Linked DNA regions of Homo sapiens: region 1 is linked to region 2. A link is an interaction called in ENCODE POLR2A ChIA-PET data of the cell type or tissue named here. Cell type or tissue: K562. All regions are shown on one strand. Each heading gives the region's core, and the rest is flanking DNA. Links, peaks and the distances in the headings are about the cores only.

The links. ChIA-PET counts read pairs that join two places held together with the same protein. Peaks named below come from ENCODE experiments on the same cell type or tissue, not always from the same donor. Only the 100,000 strongest peaks of a DNase experiment are listed, where the experiment ranks them.
Region 1: POLR2A ChIA-PET joins it to region 2 with 5 read pairs; 3 of 35 experiments call an interaction of 5 or more read pairs at or near these places.

Annotation. Positions count from the first base shown.
Region 1 is chr1:11,317,859-11,328,336 of GRCh38, forward strand. No RefSeq gene overlaps it. Among named protein-coding and RNA genes, the nearest start is that of UBIAD1, 50 kb to the left of the region's middle. In K562, for the core only: a CTCF peak has its summit at 2,494 (motif pointing right); a DNase peak (open chromatin) is centred at 2,483; H3K27me3 peaks cover 2,903 bases.
Region 2 is chr1:11,048,515-11,058,992 of GRCh38, forward strand. SRM (spermidine synthase) reads right to left here. Exons shown (of 8, transcript NM_003132.3): 3 at 10,286-10,378; 4 at 8,090-8,243; 5 at 7,497-7,580; 6 at 7,267-7,412; 7 at 6,448-6,570; 8 at 6,075-6,371. The coding sequence ends at 6,351. Among named protein-coding and RNA genes, the nearest start is that of SRM, 6.3 kb to the right of the region's middle. RefSeq lists enhancers at 3,554-3,633, 4,241-4,320, 4,651-4,900. In K562, for the core only: no CTCF peak of the experiment used is centred there; DNase peaks (open chromatin) are centred at 3,827, 4,507, 4,857 and 5,477.

The DNA.
Region 1 (10,478 bases), core at 2,243-7,242, 270 kb after region 2:
TGCCACGTGCCAGGTACTACTCAATATTATACATATTAACTCATTTAATTCCCTCAACAACCAATGAAGTCAATACTGCTATTACCCTCATTTTGCAGGTGAGGAAACAGGCCCACTGGGATTAAGTAAATGCCCCAGGTTATAGGGGCCGTAGATGGTGGATCTGGGATTCCATTCCAGGCCAGCAGGCTCCAGGGACTATGTGGCAGGACTAGAAATAAGGTCCTGTTCTTTGGATTCGAGCCCAGTTCCTGTAAACCATAACGTTACTGTTGGTTCGTCATGCCCATGAAAGGGATGGGTTTGGAGGGACCTCAGAGTCTCAGGAACTGTAAGGTCGAGACTTGGTTGTGTGCCTTGATCAGGACACGTCATCAGTGGGAAGCTATAGAAACCCAACGTTAGTAGCTGAAGCAGAAAAGGGAATTTATTGGCTCATATGACAGGAAGCCCAGGCGTGGATATAGGGATTTTTTTTTTTTTTTTGAGACAGAGTTTTGCTCCAGGCTGGAGTGCAGTGGTGCAATCTCTGCTCACTGCAGGCTCCGCCTCCCGGGTTCACGCCATTCTCCTGCCTCAGCCTCCCGAGTACCTGGGACTACAGGCGCCCACCACCACGCCCGGCTAAGTTTTTGGATTTTTAGTAGAGACGGGGTTTCACCGTGTTAGCCAGGATGGTCTCTATCTTCTGACCTCGTGATCCACCCACCTCGGCCTCCCAAAGTGCTGGGATTACAGGCGTGAGCCACTGCGCCCGGCTGGATATAGGGACTGAATGATACTCTGAGGACTCCATCTGTCTGTCTCTCTCTCTCAGCCTCATACACCCACAGTTCTGTCTTCATGGAAGGGAAGGTGGGGTCCATGTATGTTGGTAGTCTGGGCACTGCTCAAAGGCCCCAGCAAAGGGCCAGGTGGGAGCTGAAATACATTCAATGCTCTGCTTACAAAGCTCTGTGTCCTGGTATAAGGCAGCATTGCCCCAGAGAGACATTTTTCCTAATTCATCTGCCTGGGGGAGTCACCTATTGCTAATACACATAAGATGCCGTGTAAGCTAGTGGTAACCCTGACACCTTCTCCTGGCCACCAAGACCAGCCCCACACCAGCACCCTCATCCCTCACTCGGCAACTCCATCAGACTCACCTGCTCAATCAGCACGTATTTATGGAGCCCCTACCTACTGAGTACTGCTGGCAAAACTCCCTGCCCTCCTGCAACTTACGTTCTACTGAAGGATGGGATTGACTTTGCTTGGGTCACATGTGCACATTTAGACCAATCACTGTTACCAAAGGAACGAGAGCCCGCCCTCCTGCAACTTACATCCTACGGAAGGATGGGATTGGCTTTGCTTCGGTCACATGTACACACTTAGCCCAATCACTGTTACCAAAGGAACGACAGCACGCTGTGGTTGATCCCGCTGAGCCAGATGCCCTCCCTTTTGGAGAGACACGGCACTTGCTTGACAGCCTCACCAGGACTACACAAATGGGGGTGGTTTCTCAGGAAATAGGAGGGCTGGGCCGCAGAAATAGCTGACATCCACCCAACTTTGGGGTTCTGGGACAATCATAGTCCTTCCTTTCCTTATTTCTTTATTCCTCCCTAATGACTTTCCCACCGGCATTAGGAGGACCCTGGGCCCTGATACTCTGAGAACTGGGGGGTTGGGGGAGACAGGGTTTCCCAGAAGGGCTCAGCCATTGGCTTATCACAGGTGAAAATTCCCCATAGTCCTCGGAGAGAAGGGGCAGGGGTCAGGGCTGTTTACCCAGCAATGTGATTGTGATGTGACTCTCAGTTTTGGGAAGAGGAAAAATGAGGGGGATGGGGGTGCATCGGTGGGGAATCCAACTCAGAGAGCAGGGACTGAGTGGGGGCTCTGGTCCCATTGTTGATGGGTTGGTGGGGAGGGCTGGTTGGGTACCCAAAGCATTGAAAAGCATTTGTTATATGCCAGGAGCTTCACCCACTTCATCTCATTTAGGCCCCACACCTGCCAGGTAGGTGTCATTATCCCATTTTATTGGTGAAGAAACTGAGGCTCAAAGTGTTGAAGAAACAGAAAGATGCTGACTCACCTGTGCTAGTCCCAAAGGCTCTGCATGGAGTCCACGGTGCCCTGAGCCACAGAGGCATGCCCCAAGCAGAGTGCCTGCCCCATGCCACCTCTCACACGCCCAGCAAGGGGCCTCACAGGGACCGTTTCCACCTCCTGATCCCTGGCCCACTCGCCCCTAGAGACCCAGCAAGCCCTCCTACAGCCTCACCTGTACCAGGTCCCCTGCTTCCACTCCCTGTGGAAGCACTCCACTCCCACTCCGGCGGCCTGTTCCAGTTTCCGGAGCACTTGCATGCATTCTTACCGTCAAAGAGTGAATCCCACCCACTCCCTGAGGCCACTTCATCATCCCGGACACCTGCCTGCCCACCGCGGGCACAAGGTCAACCTTGAGCAGACCCTCGGGGCCTGTCTGCCACTAGAGGGAGCTCCCAGTGCGGCCATATATGCCTTCTGGGATGCCGAGGGGCTGGGGCCCAGGCAGAGGGACCCGTCCTGGGGATGCCCTACCAAGGGGCGTTCAGAGGCAGAGCTCTTGTGACAGGTTGATCTTCCCCTCCACTCCCCAAAGACCCAGGAGGCTCTGGTTTGTGAGATCAGCATCTTCATTATTAAAGCACAGGTGCCAGGAGATTCAAGGTGCCTGGAAGAGGACCTTTGGCATCCAGGGGCATGGGCTCCGGATCCACCTTCCCTCCTCTGCCCATGCCTGCAGCTCACAGCCCACTGGAAGTCAGAGGAGAGCAGGTGCCACTCACAGCAGGCCGGCAGCTGGCTTCCTGCTCCTTATTTATTGATTTACTGACTCACTAATTCAACAAATCTTTATTGAGCACCTTCTATATGCCAAGCACTGGGCTCAGCCTTGGGACTACCATGGTGAGCCCATAGCCCCTGTCCTCATGTAGCGTTCAGTCTTGTGGAGGTAGAGATGCATAAACCAGCTGTAATATTGTGTACTAAATTCTACATGGCCAGGTGTGGTGGTACACACCTGTAACCCCAGCACTTTGGGAGGCCAAAGCAAGAGGATTACTTGAGGCCAGGAGTTCAAGACCAACCTGAGCAACATAGCAAGACCCCATCTCTACAAAAATTAAAAAATTAGCCAGGCATGGTGGTGGACTGGTTAGTCCACCTGGTTAGTCCACCTGGACTGGTTAATCCTCCTGGTTAGTCAGGAGGCTGAGGCAGGAGGATCGCTTGAGCCCAGGAGTTTAAGTTTGCGGTGAGCCATGATGGTGCCACTGCACTCCAGCCTGGGTGACAAAGTGAGACCCTGCCTCAAAAAACAAAACAAGGCCGGGTGTGGTGGTTCACACCTGTAATCCCAGCACTTTGGCAGGCTGAGGCGGGTGGATCATTTGAGGTCAGGAGTTTAAGACCAGCCTGGCCAACATGGTGAAACCCTGTCTCTACTAAAAAATACAAAAATTAGCCTGGTGTGGTGGTACGCTCCTGTAATCCCAGCTACTTGGGAGGCTGAGGCAGGAGAATCCCTTGAACCTGGGAGGAAGAGGTTGCAGTGAGCTGAGATCATGTCACTGCACTCTAGCCTGGCTGACGGAGTGAGACTCCATCTTAAAAAAACAAAAAAACAAAAAAACCCAAAACCAAAAAACAAAACAAAACACACACCTCAGTAAATTCTACAACAGGTATAAGCCTGGGAGACTCCAGGTGCAAAAGAGGATGTAGTTAACCTCTACCTGGGGGGACTGGAAGGCTTTCTGGGGGGATGGCATCTAACCTGAGACCTGAGGAGTTAGCCAGGCAACGTGAAGCATTCCAGGCAGAGTGATCAGTTTGTACAAATGCCTGGAGGTGAGAGAGCATTAGCCTCTCTCTCTCTCTCTCTCTCTTCACTTTTCCAGCACTCCTGTGACTGTGCACTCTTCTGGATGCTGGACTGACTGTGTCACCAAACAAGACAGGCAAGCTCCCTGCTTCGTGGTGCTCACATGCTAGGGAATGTGGCCATTCAGGTGACCCAAAGACGTATTGAAGCTGGAGGGAGACATGTGGAAGGGACGGTGGCCCCTGCCCTGCCCAGAGCACCCAGGCCCCATCCTCCATCCTTCTGCTGAGCCTGGCAGCTAGCCCCAAGCCCTCCTGCACCAGCCAGCTGTGGGGAGATCACCCAGGCCATGGCAGGAGCCTGTGCCAATGTTTTAATAGCCAGGCTGAAGGCCTGCTGGGCAGCTCTGCTAATTACAGTGATTAATGTTTTTAAATTCCTTAGAAAGAGTAATGTGTCATCACTCTGTTGTCACAGCCCAGCTCCAGAGTCTGCTTCCTCCCCTCTCCCCGCAGAGGTGTCCCCCAAGCTCCTGCGGGCTCCCCACTGTGGCCCAGCCGCCCTTGAGCCCAGACACCTGGCCCTCCCATTCCCATGCCTGTCTGGAGCCTGACTACTGTCTCTGCCCCGGTGGTGCAGGAAGGAGCTCTCTTATCCATCCCCACTGCTAGAGAACTGTGCAGCCGCAGTGGTCAGGGAAGGTGGACCCCCTCATCCCCCAAGTCACTTCTGCACGGGGCAGAGAGAGCCCCTGATCTCTAGCTCCCCTGATCCCTCCCCGCAGCCCCACTTCGTCCCCATGTGGCACACACCTCTAGCTGAAGTCATTTTTGTTTTGTTTTGTTTTTGTTTTTGTTTTTGTTTTTGAGATGTAGTCTCGATCTGTCACCCAGGCTGGAGTGCAGTGGTGCGACCTCGGCTCACTGCAAACTCCGCCTCCTGGGTTCACGCCATTCTCCTGCCTCAGCCTTCCGAGTAGCTGAGACTACAGGCGCCAACCACCACGCCCGGCTAATTTTTGTATTTTTAGTAAAGACGGGGTTTCACCATGTTAGCCAGGATGGTCTCAACCTCCTGACCTCGTGATCCGCCCGTCTCGCCCTCCCAAAGTGCTGGGATTACAGGTGTGAACCACCGCACCCGGCCTAGCTGAAGTCATTTTATGTGGCTTCCTGTTTCACGGCCACCTTCCGGCTCTGGAGTGGGACAGGGACCTTTCCAGGTGCTCTGTTTGTTGAATGGAGGAATGAATGAAAGGGTCAAATCCCCACTCTGTGTGCCTCCATCCTTATAACAGGATAAGTTTGGATCTGGTGCTTTTCTCCTCCAAATCTCATGTGTCTCCCTTGCTAGCTCCCCTCCCAGGTAATGTCTATAGGGGACAGGTGGCCCAGTGTCTTCCTCCTACAACCAGAGAAATGTAAGACCACACCGCACAGAGTTGAGGCCTGATTATCTGAATCCATTGCTATGTTAGCTGGAGCAGGGATATCAAGACCAGTATGCTTCTGTGTATGTGAGACGGAGTCTCGCTCTGTCACCCAGGCTGGAGTGCAGTGGCACCTTCTTGGCTCACTGCAACCTCCGCCTCCCGGGTTCGAGCAATTCTCCCATCTCAGCCTCCCAAATAGCTGGGACTATAGGTGAGCGCCACCACGCCTGGCTAATTTTTGTATTTTTAGTAGAGATAGGGTTTGGCCATGTTGGTCAGGCTGATCTCGAACTCCTGACCTCAGGTGATCTGCCTGCCTTGGCCTCCCAAAGTTCTGGGACAGGTGTGAGCCATCGAGCCCTGCCAAGACCAGCACACTCCTGCCCCAGCGGCCAGAGGAGCCGGGTCTTGACTTCTATGGGATAGCTTCAAGCCTCCAACTTGAGCTTCCTTTGACTGCTGTCATTTTCCTGGTGTCCCCAGGGAAGGCAGAACTTCCTCATGCCTGGCAGTCTTCTCCTGAGGTCTAACCTCACTCTCCCTTTGCACCCACTCTGATCTCCATCAGTGGAATTGGGTGGGGAGCCTGAGGGAGAGGGGTCTCTTCTCAGGGGCAATCTAAGAACTTTGTTCCACCTGCCAGGCCCAGCCTGGGCCATCTCCAGGCCCTCTGGTCCCTCCTGGCACTGGGACTGCCTCATTGCCTAGGAAGGTGTGTTTGTTTTGCTTGCTTATTCACTGCCACGCTTGCCCCAGTAGGCAGCCAGCTGGCAGGAAGCCCCTGGGAGCCCTTCTCTCACCTGTGCCTGGCACAGCTGGGGCTGGGTCAGGGCAGGGTTAGGTGGGGTAGGCTGTGTCTTCACTTACTCTCCCTGAGGGGGTAAGAGATGTCACCTGCCAGTCCTTCAGCCCAATTAGGACAGGACAAGGACAATGCAGAGAGAGGGATTGCAGCCACACTGAAAACCAAAACACACCTCGGAAGGGATGCAAGTTAGAGAACCTGAATGCCACCCTAGGAACCACAGCCCCCGCCTTGCCATTAGATGTCTGTGACTGAGGCTGGTCGCATCTTGCTCGGCCTCAGTTCCTCCGCCTGTAATGTGAGAAGGGAAAAACAGGAGGATCCCTTGAGCCCAGGAGTTCAAGGTTGCAGTGAGCTGTGATCACATCACTATACTACAGCCTGGGTGACAGAGTGAGACCCTGTCTCAAAAACAAACAAACAAAACAAAAAACCTAAATAAATTCTACAACAGGTATAAGCCTGGGAGACTCCAGGTGCAAGAAAAGGATGTACTTAACCTCTACCTGGGGGGACAGGAAGGCTTCCTGGGGGGTGGCAGCTAACCTGGGACCTGAAGGATCTGAGGAATTAGCCAGGCAAAGTGAAAAGTGTTGCAGGCAGAGCGATCAATTTGTACAAATGCCTGGAGGTGTTTGATGAGCTGAAAACTAAGGTCTCTTCTAGTTCTGGGATTCAACACAGGCAGTTCCTGCCCCAAGACACAGCTGAGAATGGAGCAGGGTAGATCTTTGACCCCTCAGGGTGGCCCGGCACTTCCCGGAGGAGGCGCTGGGACCCGGCACCTAATGACCGCCGCCCCCACACAGGAGAACTGTTGGGTCTCTGAAGGCCAGGCAGGAGGCCAGATGGGTAATTGACTCCTGCCGTAGGGGAGCTGGCCCGGCTTCATCAGTATGCAGGGCCTGTGCAGAGTGCTTAAGAAAAACTTATTAATTTCCCTTCCACAAAGACTGAGAGTTTGACGGTAATCACAGTATCAAGTCGTAATAATAATAAAAAAAATCCCTCCGTTGAAAATCACAGTTGGGACTCTGGAGAGTTCAACAGGAAAAGATTGTATTAAGATAAAGGAGATTATAACAGGGCGGACATTAAAGGTTGTCATTGTCGGGTAAATCACATCAGGGAGGCCCCAGGACTGCTGTATCCCAGGGAGGGAGCGAGGACCCCGTCACTGACCTGGCAACCCCACTCCGTCCGCCTCCCGCCCACCCTGGAACTCTGCCTCCTCCTGCCCTCGAAGGCTAAGATACACAGGTGGCTCCGGAGCAAACTTGGGAATCAGATGTCCCGGCCTGAGGACCCTCATTATGGGCAGAGGGTGGAGCACTGTACAGGTTCTGGAGGACAGAGATCTCTGCTCTAGGTTAGGCTCTTACAGTCTAGCCTGACAGTGGTCTTCAGAATATGTGCCCAGTCATGCAGGGGCCTGGGGGTGGGGCGGTGTTTCTGGGTCACCTGTCCTATTGGCATTTTCCTGGTAAGGATGAGAAAGGAGGATGAGCTTGCGGAAAGGAGGTGATGGGGCTGGGCATGGTGGCTCATGTCTGTAATCCAAGCACTTTGGAAGACCGAGGTGGGCGGATCACTTGTGGCCAGGAGTTCGAGACCAGCCTGGCCAACATGGCAGAACCCTGTCTCTATAAAAAAATAAAAAAATTAGCCGGGTGTGGTGTGGTGGTGTGCACCTGTAGTCCCAACTACTTGGGAGGCTGAGGCAGGAGAATCCCTTGAACCTGGGAGGCTGAAGTTGCACTGAGCCAAGATTGCGTCACTGCACTCCAGCTTGGGCTGCAGAGCGAGACTCTCTTTCAAAAAAAAAAAAAAAAAAAAAAAACTGGTGAGAATACCAGGGCCTCTGGACACTGCCCTGCCCTGCCTCTTGGACATAGGCTGAATCAGAAAGGGTGTCCCAACCTGTCAACAGGGAGTCCCAATCCCAGTGGAAAAGCCCGAAGAATTCTAGTGAGATATTACCAAGATGAGGCTATACTTGCTCAGGTGCCAGGTGACCACTGCCCCCGGGGCTGGGGCTGGGTGCAGTGCAGGGCCAAGCTGGGGTTGGTGATCCTTCTCTTGGACATCTTCACTTGGGCCAAATGAGAGGGTTCTCTGGGTCTAAAGATGCAGTTGGATCTGAAAGTTATACTAGACTTGGGACGAGAAGCTACAAGCTGTTAACGACTGGGGCGGGGGCCACATGGAAGAAAGGAGTTGATCATGGGCTTCTCTGGTCATTACCAAGGGGCCCTATAATGTGGAGGCTTTGAGTCCTGGCTCAAAACGTTTTAGCTCTGCATCCTTGGGCAGGTTACTTAACCTCTCTGTGCATCAACTTTTTTATCTATAGAATGGTGGTTATAGCATCCACTTAATGCTGTGATGAGGATTCAATGTATGATTATAGTGAAGAATTATAAATAATAAAGGCCTGCTTTTATCTCTTAATTGCCCTTGCCTGAGGTCACACAGTCAGTAGGTGGCCAAGACCATCTCCTGCCCATCACCTACTTTTTTTTTTTTTTTTAGACAGAGTCTCGCTCTGTCGCCCAGGCTGGAATGCATGGGGGTGATCTCAGCTCACTGCAAACTCTACCTCCCAGGTTCAAGTGATTCTTCTGCCTCAGCCTCCCAAGTAGCTGGGACTACAGGCGTGTGCCACCACCAAATTAGAAGGAATGCTAATTTCAGAGGGAGAGATACATTCTGGGAAGGAGAACTTACAGAACGCCCAGCTAATTTTTGTATTTTTAGTAGAGACGGGGTTTCACCATGTTGGCCAGGCTGGTCTTGAACTCTTGATCTCAAGTGATCTGCCCACCTGGGCCTCCCAAAGTGCTGGGATTACAGGCGTGAGCCACCGCTCTCGGCCTCATCACCTCCTTTCTGCAAGCTTCTCCTTGGGGAGTGCAGTGTGGCAGCCAAGGGCTTGGGCTTTGGACCCAGAGTGCCTGGGGTTCACATCCTGGCTTTTGCTTGGGCCAGGGACTTCAGTTCTCATACTCAGCTTTCTCCCTTAGGAAAGGTGAAAGTCACCCTCCTAAGGTCAAGGTGATGCTGCTGGTGCAGCGAGTAGCTCAGAAAGGGGCAGCTGAGGCAGGCAGCTTTCCCTGGGGTCTCTGGCCCTAAGCCCCCCGACCTGTGGCCGTTAGGCCCAGTGGGACAGTGGTTCCTCCCCCTGGCCCTCCAGGTGGCATCCGGCCCTCTGCGGCTGCAAGCCATGGGCACCAAGGACGGTTCTGAAGTCGCCCTGAGTTTATGAGGCTGAGCGGAGAGGACGAGGCATGTTAAGTGTAATAGGGTTGTGTGAGATTAATGTGAGGCCGGGTGAAGCAGCTAAGGCAAGTCATTTTGGCAGTTAATACATACATTTAAGGAATGATTTGAGAGTGTGAAAACATTTAAAAGGAATGCTAATTTCAGAGGGAGAGATACATTCTGGGAAGGAGAACTTGCAGAGGACAGAGCTGGGGTGGAGCCAGGATGGAGGTGCCAGGTGACCCTGCTCAGAATTCAGCCCCCTACAGAGTTTGTCCAGGTCCTTCCAGGGCCTCTCTGTGCCCACCTGTCTCCAGGAGCACAGGCCTCTCGGAAGACCTGAAGCGGGCACTGAGTGGGAAGAGCTGGGCTGGAACCTTGTGGAAGCAGGGTCCTTGTCTGCCCGCATTATGGAGCACAGGGAGTGGAGAGGGTGCAGCTCAGGGGGCTTTGTGAAAAGGGTATTGCTTGAACTGAGCTTTGAAAATGGGTTGGGAGGAGAGGGTGGAAGCAAGTGGATTTGGACTTTTCATCCAGGAGAGAAAGGTGCTCCGTGACTGAGCCTGTGATCCGGGTAGGATAGGGCGGCCCATATAATAGGGGAGACTCAGCTTCTTCAGGCCTGCGTGCAGGCTTCACTAGGGTCCTGGAGAGCAGGAGGCCAGGAAGAGCAGCCTCCTCCTCCTCAGGGAGCTCTCCCTCTCCTGGACCCTCTGGATGGGAAAGGTGGAGTCTCTCTGCTCTGAAGTGGTTTTTTTTTTTTTTTTTTTTTTTTTTTTGAGACAGGGTCTCGCTGTGTCTCCCAGGCTGGAGTGCAGTGGCACAATCACAGCTCACTGCATCTTCGCAGCTTCGACTTCCCGGGCTCAGTTGATCCTCCTGCCTTAGCCTCTCAAGTAGCTGGGACTACAGGTATACACCACCACGCCCGGCGAATTTTTGTATTTTTTTGTAGAGATGGGGTTTTGCCATGTTACCCAGGCTGGTCTCGATCTCCCGGACTCAAGTGATCCGCCCGCCTTGGCCTCCCAAAGTGCTGGGATTACAGGCATGAACCACCGCGCCCGGCCCCACATGCTCCTTGACGGCACAAGCCTCCTCAGCCCTGCTAG
Region 2 (10,478 bases), core at 2,529-7,528:
GTCAGGCTGGTCTCGAACTCCCAACCACAGGTGATCCACCCGCCTCAGCCTCCCAAAGTGCTGGGATTACAGGCGTGAGCCACCATGCCTGGCCTATTTTCTTTTAGAGACCGGGACTCTGGCTGGGTGTAGTGACTCCTGCCCATAATCCCAGGAGGCTGGGAGGCTGAGGCAGGTGGGTCGCCTGAGACCGGGAGTTCAAGACCAGCTTGGGCAACATAGCAAGACCTTGTCTCTAAAAAAAAAAAAAATTTTTTTAAATTAGCCAGGCATGGTGGCATGCACCTTTAGTCCCAGCTACTTGGCAGGCTGAGATGGGACAATCGCTTGAGCCCAGGAGGTCTCAAGGTTGCAGTGAGCCATGTTCATGCCATTGAACTCCAGCCTGGGTGACAGAGTAAGATTTTGTCTCAAAAAATACATACATAGCAATAATAATAATGCAAGAAAATTTCCCAGAACTGAAGAACGTGATACTGATCGAAAGTGTGCCCCAAGTGCCCAGAAAAGGAGATAAAAATATTAATACAGCTTTACACATATTTAAAAACACTGGAGAGAATAATTATGTTTTACAAACAAAGAGAAAGAGAAAAATCAAATAGTAAATCACATGCAAAAGATCAGGAAAAAGAATTATTTTGGAGTTAAACCTCATCTCTACTAAAAATACAAAACTTAGCTGGGCATGGTGTTGCGTGCCTGTAATCCCAGCTACCTGGAAGGCTGAGGCAGGAGAATCGCTTGAACCTGGAGGCTGCAATGAGCCAAGATTGTGCTACTGCACTCCAGCCTGGGACACAGCGAGACTCCATCTCAAAAAAAAAAAAAAAAAAAAAAAAAAATAGACGGAGTCTCGCTCTGTCCCAGGCTGGAGGGCAGTGGTACGATCTCAGCTCATTGCAGCATCCACCTCCTGGATTCAAGCGATTCTGCTGCCTCAGCCTCCCAGGTAGCTAGGATTAGAGGCATGTGTCAACACGCCAGGCTAATTTTTGTATTTTTAGTAGAGACAGGGTTTCACCATGTTGGCCAGGCTGGTCTCGAACTCCTGACCTTGTGATCCGCCAGCCTCAGCCTCCTAAAGTGCTGGGATTACAGGCGTGAGCCACCATGTCCAGCCGAGACTCCATCTTAAAAAAAAAAAGAAAAGAAAAAGAAAGAAAGAAACTACACCTGTCTTGTGACTGCTCATTAATCTTGCCAAGGTGGAGGCCGGGCACGGTGGCTCACACCTGTAATCCCTGCACTTTGGGAGGCTGAGGTGGGTGGATCACGAGGTCAGGAGATTGAGACCATCCTGGCTAACACGGTGAAAGCCCGTCTCTACTAAAAATACAAAATTAGCCGGGTGTGGTGGTGGGCACCTGTAGTCCCAGCTACTTGGGAGGCTGAGGCAGGAGAATGGCGTGAACCCGGGAGGCGGAGCTTGCAGTGAGCCAAGCTCGCGCCACTGCACTCCAGCCTGGGTGACAGAGCAAGACTCCGTCTCAAAAAAAAAAATCTTACCAAGGTGGTGGTTCAGCCCCCGAACAGGGAAGAGAGTAGTTTTAGGGAGAACTATTATTATTCTTGTTTCAAGTTAAACTCTAAATTCCTCCGCCGGTCAGCTGGGCCTACACCCAGGAATGAGCAGGGTCAGCTTGGAGGTCAGGAGCAGGATGGGGTCGGTTATGTCATAATTTTGCAAGGGTGGTTTCAATAGGAAGACATAAGGTCCAAGAGATGCCATTCACTAAGGGACTCCATTGGGGGCGGTGAGAAGGCTCTGGACAGCTTCTCCAGAAAGGGGACGATGACAGAACACCTGTTGAGTCCAAGGAGCATTAGAGAATTGGTGAAAAATTTGGGGCCAAATTAGTGATAAATTTATTGAAAACTAAGTAAATGAGAAACAAACAAAAAAAGAACCTCCAGGGAAAACAAGAAGCTGTGTAGGAGATAAAATGTTATCATAAGGCCAGATGCGGTGGCTCACACCTGGAATCCCAGCACTTTGGTGGTTTGTTTTTTTTTTTTTTTTTTGAGATGGAGTTTTGCTCGTTGCCCAGGCTGGAGTGCAATAGCGCGATCTCGGCTCACTGCAACCTCCGCCTCCTGGGTTCCAGTGATTCTCCTGCCTCAGCCTCCCTAGTAGCTGGGATTACAGGCATGCACCACCACACCCGGCTAATTTTGTATTTTTAGTAGAGATGGGGTTTCTCCATTTGGTCAGGCTGGTCTTGAACTCTTGACACTGGGCCCAGCCTTAATCCCAGCACTTTGGGAGCCCGAGGCGGGTGGATCACTTGAGGTCAGGGGTTTGAGACCAGCATGGACGTGCCTGTAAGCCCAGCTACTCCGCCTCCCAAGTTCAAGCAATTCTCTTGCCTCAGCCTCCCCAGTAGCTGGGCTTACAGGTGCCCGCCACCACACCCGGCTAATGTTTGTACTTTTAGCAGAGACCACGTTTCACCATGTTGGTCAGGCTGGTCTTGAACTCCTGACCTCAGGTGATCCGCCCGCCTCGGCCTCCCAAAGTGCTGGGATTACAGGCATGAGCCACAGTGCCCTAACTCAAGCAATTCTTAAACAAAAGCCTGGTCAGGCGCGGTGCTACCTGACTGTCAGTTACATGGAGGCGGGCCAGAGTGCAGCCTGATCAATGCTAAATTATAACTCTATTTCTGTCCAGAATTATTCTTTTATTTTTTCTTTTGCTTTTTCCTTTTATTTTCTTTAACTGGTTTTTTTCTTTTTTTTCCTTTTTTTTTTTAAGACAGAGTCTTGCTCTGTCACCCAGGCTGGAGCGCAGTGGCGCGATCTCGGCTCACTGTAACTGTAACCGCCCAAGGGGTTCACCTTGCCAGCTGTCTAGACAGAGCTGATTCATCAAGACAGGGGAATTGCAATAGAGAAAGAGTAATTCACGCAGAGCTGGCTGTGCGGGAGACCAGAATTTTACTATTACTCAAATCAGTCTCCCCGAACATTCGGGGAGTAGAGTTTTTAAGGATAACCTGGTGGGTAGGGGGAAGCCAGTGAGCCAGGAGTGCTGACTGGTCAGAGATGAAATCACAGGCAGTCGGAGTCAGAGCTGTTTTCTTGCACTGAGTCCTGGGTGGGGGTCACAAGATCAGATGAGCCCGTTTATCCATCTGGGTGGTGCCGGCTGATCCATCAAGGCAGGATCTGCAAAATATCTCAAGCACTGATCTTAGGAGCAGTTTAGGGAGGGTGGGAATCTCGTAGCCTCCAGCTGCATGACTCTAAACCATAATTTCTAATCTTGTGGCTAATGTTAATCCTACAAAGACAGTCTAGTCCCCAGGCAAGAACATCTGCTTTGAGAAAGGGCTGTGACCGTCTTTGTTTAAACTATAAACTAAATTTCTCCCAACGTTAGTTCAGCCTACGCCCAGGAATGAAGAAGGACAGCTTGGAGGCTAGAAGCAAGATGGAGTTGGCTAAGTTAGGTCTCTTTCACTGTCTCAGTCATAATTTGGCAAAGGCAGTTTCACAACTTCCGCTTCCTGGGTTTAAGTGATTCCCCTGCCTCAGCCTTCCGAGTAGCTGGGGTTATAGACGTGCGCCACCACACCAGGATAATGCTTGTGTTTTTAGTAGAGACGAGGTTTTGCCATGTTGCCCTCCCAACACTCCTGGCCTCAAGTGATCTGCGCACCTCGGCCTCCCAATGTGCTGGGATTACAGGCATGAGCCACCACCCGGGGCTGCGCTCATTGTTCATGAATTTGTACAGCTTCATCTCCAGAGCCCTCCTGATCCTTTCCTGGCAGTCATTGGGTGGGGTGAAAGTCCCAACCCTTCAGTCTTTAGGTCTTACTTACCAGCCCCACCCTGAGGCTCCCCCGGGGCTCTACCCTAGACCACTGCATTAGCATAAACTCGGGAGTTCTCTAACAGAGCATATAATGAACGACAAGACACGCCTACCGATCAGGAATTTCCAAAGGTGTTAGCGGCTCCGTGACAGGAACTGGGGACAAACACCAAATCGATTTCTTCTTCTACTACAGAAGATAAACCCCAAATAATCAGCTCCAAGAGGGAAAGGGGCTGCGGGAGGAGGACTGTGATTTTTCTTCTGACAAGCCGCACGGACCCATGAATCCTTAAGCCAGGGGCCTGGCTAATTATCATAAATCAAATTTTGAAAAGTCTAGATAGGATTGATGTTATTCCCCATGCCACACTGGGCCTGTTTGTGGCCCAAAGATTTCTGGGACGCTGGGGGACCCAGGTTGTGTCCTCATCAAGGCTGTTTCTGTTTCAGCAGATCATCCTGGGCTGCATCGCACCCACCCAGTCGTGGGGCTCAGGCTTGCCCCCATCCCTGGTGCATGCCTCTTCGCGGCGGCCAGGTGTGTGTATAGACTATAGGCTGGGGAGGCGCAGGATCTACGCTGCCGGCAACTTCATCTTCCTGCAGCTGCTTCCCAGATCTCCTGCCTCCCAGATGGCCCCGGCTGTTTCCACAACCTGGTCCACCCTCCCTTCTCTCGGGCCGGCACTGGTTGAGGGCTGCGTCGCACGTGCTTCTCACCAAAGCTTCCTAACAGGGACGGTGTGCTCCCCCTCTGACATCGGGGTAACCGGCAGAGGGCCTGCGTGGCTGCAGGTCACAGAGCTGAGGGAGGCAGAGTTGAGATTGAGATCTGGACCGATTCCAGAGCCCTTGGGGAAAGGCCCTCACACTTAGGGGGTCACGGGATCGTCCCTCTAAGGGGGCAGCATTCCCTGCCTGGATCTTGGCCAGGGAGTAGATGTCAGAGAGACCATCCATGCCGGGACCTCCAGAGTGCCTGGCCTGAGATGCAGGAGACCCTGGGGTGAGCAGGGTGGAGTGGCGTCGGACGGTGGCTGCTGATTGGCTGTGTGTCCTTAGGCACATCGCCTTGCCTCTGTGCAGCAGGAACAATGCCTGGCGGGCAGGTGGTTGTGAAGGTTAAATGAAAGTGCCTGGCCCACCCAGCTGCAGCCTGGCCTGTCAGGCTCCAGAAATAGCCCCTGCCAACCCACCTGAACGCCAGCTGCTCCTCTCGGGCCTTCCCTGAGACTATGAAGGCCCGGGGGCAGACGCCAGCTCCCCAGACTGATTTGAAAGGTCAGGGTGGCCTGGAGAAGTTAGCCTGAGGTCAGATCTGCTGATGGGCCAAAGGTCTGAAGGTGCTCAGTCTGGTGAATTCACAGGGGTGGGGAGTGGGGGGCAGGTGGAGACTGGAGGGCTATGACTGGCCTGAAGCCAGAGTTGATGGCGAAACTGAATCCCCCTTACTCTGGTGTCCCAGAAAACATACCCGGGTGAGTTAGGGCTCCAAGGTGGCTGCCTCGGCTGGGAGTGGGGCCTCCCTCCCTGATGCGTCCGCTAGCCCAGCCCCTGCCCAGGGTGGGGAAAGGGGTTGGCAACTCAGGCCCATGCAAAGAGGGTTCCTTTCCTGTCCTCCCACCACCGTTGGGTCCTGGAAGGCGGGAGTTCAGCACCTTGGAGAGGGGACAGCCCTGGTCCTCGCAGTCCCTGGTGGGGTGCCCACACTTGCTTTCTCAATTTGTCCACATAGGGGGCGGGGCATGGTGGGAATTTGAACCCAAGTCTGAATGCCGGGTGGAGTCAGGGCACAGTCACTGGGCCAGTGTTAAGCTCCTGATGTGCTTAAAAAGGCCGAAGGTAACCAGCCCCGCCACCCCTTCCTGTATTTGCCCTGGAGTACCTGGATGGGACCTGACTTACACCTGTGAGTGTCCCCAATTTTTCTGAGAATGCTCCCGGGCAGCCCCACCCTGATCTCACCCACCCCACTGCCCTGGGGGGCTGTCACCAGTGGCCTTGTGAAGGGCTTGGTAAAAGGACAGCTAAGTCAGCTTCCCAGGACAGCTCTGGGTCCCACGTGACGACTGCGGTGACCCTCTGTGCCCCAGGCTATCCACGATGGCCCGCCTGCAGCCTCAGCCCTGCAGCAGACACTTGGGGGTCAGCCAGCAAGGCCTCTGCAGACCCTCACCCCAGAGGCACCCAATGGTGAATGTGGCCCTGCCTGGGCCCAGCCAAGGTCAGGAGACACAGGACTCCAATCTTTGCTATAAATACACGTGTTTGGTGAGTGAGGGGCAACAGAAGGCAGAGAGATGGCGCTGTACACAGCTGGTATAGGCTTGGAGGTGGAACGCCAGAGAGACAGACACACAGACAGTCCGCCCAGCAGGGCAGGCCGGGCAGCATTCTGGGGCTTGTAACACTTGGTTGGTGGGCGAGAGCCAGCAGGAGGTCCGGCCCGGGGCTGGAGGGGCCGAGGCACCCCGCAGGCTCCAAGGTCCGAGGTCCTGGGTGGCATCAGTGGTGGCGCCTGGGCTCAGCTCACATCATTCAGGGCCTGGAGGGACATGAGGCCAGTCAGGAGGGCGCTCTGGGTCCCTGGGTCCCACCACCCAGCCCCGCAGGCCACCCACCTTGCGGGCAAACTCGGGCAGCACAAAGGCGGCGCGGTGCACGTCGGAGTTGTAGTACTTCAGCTGCATCTGCGCCACCTGCTGCTGTGTCAGCGGCTGCACCGGCTCCTGGAAGTTCGTGCTCTGGGGACCGGGCCAGGGGCACATCAGGGGGGGCACTTTTTTTTTTTTTTTTTTGAGACGGAGTCTCACTGTTGCCACGCTGGAGTGCAGTGGCGTCATCTCAGCTCACTGCAACCTCTGTCTCCCAGGTTCAAGTGATTCTCCTGCCTCAGCCTCAGGTACGCGCCACCACGCCCGGCTAATTTTTTTTTTTTTTGTATTTTGAGTAGTGATGGGGTTTCTCCATGTTGGTCAGGCTGGTCTTGTACTCCTGACCTCAAGTGATCCGCCCACCTTGGTCTCCCAAAATGCTGGAATTACAGGCATGAGACACCGCACCTGGCCTGGGGAGGGTTTTTTTTTTTTTTTGAGTCGGAATCTTCCTCTGTTACCCAGGCTGGAATGTAGTGGCGCAATCTCGGCTCACTGCAAGCTCCGCCTCCCGGGTTCACGCCATTCTCCTGCCTCAGCCTCCCCAGCAGCTGGGACTACAGGCGCGCGCTGCCATGCCTGGCTAATTTTTTTGTATTTTTAGTAGAGACGGGGTTTCACCGTGTTAGCCAAGATGGTCTCGATCTCCTGACCTTGTGATCTGCCCGCCTCAGCCTCCCAAAGTGCTGGGATTACAGGTGTGAGCCACCGCGCCCGGCAGGGGCAGGGATCTCTATTTATGCCCACCTTCCCCCCAACCCCCACCCCCAGACACCCCCATCTCACCGGGTTCTTGCTGCACAGCATGAAGCCGATCTGGCCGCTGGGGTAGGTGGGGATGGTGCAGTAGGCATAGGCCACCACGGGGAACAGGGACTGGCAGAACTGCCGCATCTCCTTGATGAGGTCCAGGTGCAGCCACTGGCACTCGCCTGGGGGCCCCTAAGCATCAGCATCCGGCAGGGCCTGCCCTGCCCCACCCCGCCCCGCCCCAGTGCTCCAGGCCTGTGGCTCACCCTGGCAGCAGAGGACACCATCTTCCTTGAGGGCTGTCTTCATGAGCTGGTAATAGGACTCCTTGAAGAGACTTTCGGCGGGGCCTGGGGAAGACAGAGGGAGACACACTGAACAGTCTGGCTGTGACCTCCAGGGCCACTGTCACCCACACAGCTACCAGGTGGCCAGAGCCAGGATCTGAACCCAGGTCTGTGGGGGATCCACACCTGAATCCCATTCTTGGGGGAGTCTCATTGGCACCACAGCAGAGGAACCTCTAACCTAGGCCTTCGTTCAAGACTAGAACCTGCCCCCACTCCAGTGCTGACCACTTCAGAGCAGAGGGGAGGCTGAAGAGGACACAGGGTCCTCAGTGTCCCAATGCCAGATCCCCACTCTCCTTGGTCACCAGCTTGTGAATCTGGGCAGTCGCCTGGCTCCTGCCTACTGTCCTGAGCCATGTTTCAGAGGGCAGGTAACAAATGAGAAGGGAAAAGTACAGCTCTAGTTCGGGGGGTGGGAGGCCGCTCTATCCTTTACTCTGAAGGCCTGGGGGAGGCTGACCTCCAGACCTGCAGCTGCCAGAAAACCCTGGGGCCCATCCACTGCTTACCCATGGGGTCTGAGGAGTCAGTGATGATCACGTCGAAGGCATCCTGATTCTGTTTCATGAACTCAAAACCGTCACCCACATGTAGGGTCAGCTTCGAGCTAGAGTAGCCAATGGCCATGCCTGGCAGGAACTTCTTGGAGACTTGGATGACATCCTGGAGGGGATGGGAGGGACCAGTCTGGGCCAAGGGGCTGGGGGACCTGGAGCCAGCACAGCCACGTGGGACTCTCCAAGTGCCTCACAGGCAAGCCGCCTTGGCCAACCCCTTCCCTTTTTTTTATTATTTTTTTTTGAGACAGGGTCTCACTTTGTGGCCCAGGCTGGAGTGCAGTGGCATCGATCATGGCTCACTACACCCTCGGCCTCCGGGGCTCAGGTGATCCTCCCCCATCAGCCTCCTGAGTAGCTGGGACAAGTGTGTTCAATCATACTTGGCTACTTTTTAAATTTTTGGTAGAGATAGAGTCTCCCTATGTTGCCTCGAACTCCTCGATCCTCCCACCTCGGCCTCCAAAAGTGCTAGGATTACAGCTGTGAGCCACCACACCTGGCCCCTTTTGGGAACCTCAGTTTATAATGTGTAAAGCGGGGAGAACTCTGGTACCTCCATTTCTCCTTGAGAGCTGGCTCCTGCCGGCGGCTTGGGCTCCTCTCTCCCATCCCTACCCCCTCCTTCCAGACCAAATCGCCCCATCTGAGTGGCTTTCTTGTCGCTTCCTATTTTATTTATTTTTCGAGACAGTCTTGCTCTGCTGCCCAGGCTGGAGTGCAGTGGCACGATCTCAGCTCACTGCACCCTCCTGCCTCAGCCTCCCGAGTAGTTGGGATTACAGGCGCACGCCACCAAGCTGGGCCATTTTTTTTTTTTTTTTTTTATTTTTAGTAGAGACCTTGTGATCTGCCCGCCTCAGCCTCCCAGAGTGCTGAGATTACAGGTGTGAGCCACCAGCGCTTGGCCTGTTTCCTATTTTAGAAGGATGCAATTCCAACCTCTGGCCAGGAGAACCTCCCCCTCCCTGCACACGGCCACCTGCTTTTCACTGAGGTCTCAGCTCAAACGCCACCTCCTGGAGGCCTGCCCTGACCACCCCCCATGCATTCACAGGAACCCTGCCTTCTCCTGTCCCCCAGCCCCTGTCTTGCCTTCATCAGACCATCCTTTGATGTCTCTATTTTTGTTGTTTGTTTTTTTTGAGACAGATTCTTCCTCTGTCACCCAGGCTGGAGTGCAGTGGCGAGATCTCGGTTCATTGCAACTTCCGCCTCCCGGGCTCAAGTAATTCTTCCACCTCAGCCTCCCTAGTAGCTGGGTTTACAGACATGCACTACCATGCCCGGCTAATTTTTGTATTTTTAGTAGAAATGGGGTTTCACCAGGTTGGCCAGGCTGCTCTTGAACTCCTGACCTCAGGTGATCTGCCCGCCTTGGCGTCCCAAAGTGCTGGGATTACAGGTGTGAGCCACCACGTCTGGCCATCTGATGTCTCCTTTAACTAGGACATCAGCTCCTAGAGGGCAGGGACTGATCTGTCGTCTACCACTGTCCCCATACCCGGGCAACACCTGGCACGTAGCATGATTTTAGTGAGCAGCTACTGAGTGTAAGGGGTAACGTACAAATAGTTGAGCTGTCTTGGGGCCCTGCCTGGGGCTCAGATTAAAAATCAGCTTAGTCGGCTGGGCGTGGTGGCTCACGCCTGTAATCCCAGTACTTTGGGAGGACGAGGCTGGCGGATCACCTGTGGTCGCCAGGTCCGAGACCAGCCTGACCAACATGGAGAAACCCTGTCTCTACTAAAAATACAAAATTAGCCGGGCATGGTAGCGCATGTCTGTAATCCCAGCTACTCCGGAGGCTGAGGCAGAAGAACTACTTGAGCCCAGGAGGTGGAGGTTGCAGTGAGCCGAGATCGCACCATCACACTCCAGCCTGGGCAACAAGAGCGAAACTCTGTCTCAAAAAAAAAAAAAAAAAAAAAATCAGCTCAGTTTTAGTAAGAGCTCGCCACGCAGGTGCCCTCACCACCTGCCAGGCCCTCTGCCATCTGGTTTTCCTACTGAACCCTCCCCGACCAGGTGTTTTCCAGATGGAGAAACAGGCCCTACCTGCCTTGCTCGGGGGTGTGCAGCCATTTCAGGGCACAGCTGGCCGCTGGGAGAACCAGGACTCAAACCTGGCTCTACGCCGGCACTCACCTCGTCGATCTCACACTGGACCACGGACTCCACGGAGGGGTGCTTCACCACCTCCCGCAGGACACCTCCATCTCCGCCCCCGATGATCAGCACCTGGGAGGAGGGGGCAGTCAAGGCAGGGGCCCTGGCAGGACTGGGAGCCCCCAGGCCCCTGAAGCAGACCCCCTGACCCCTCGGACCCACGGGCCTCATC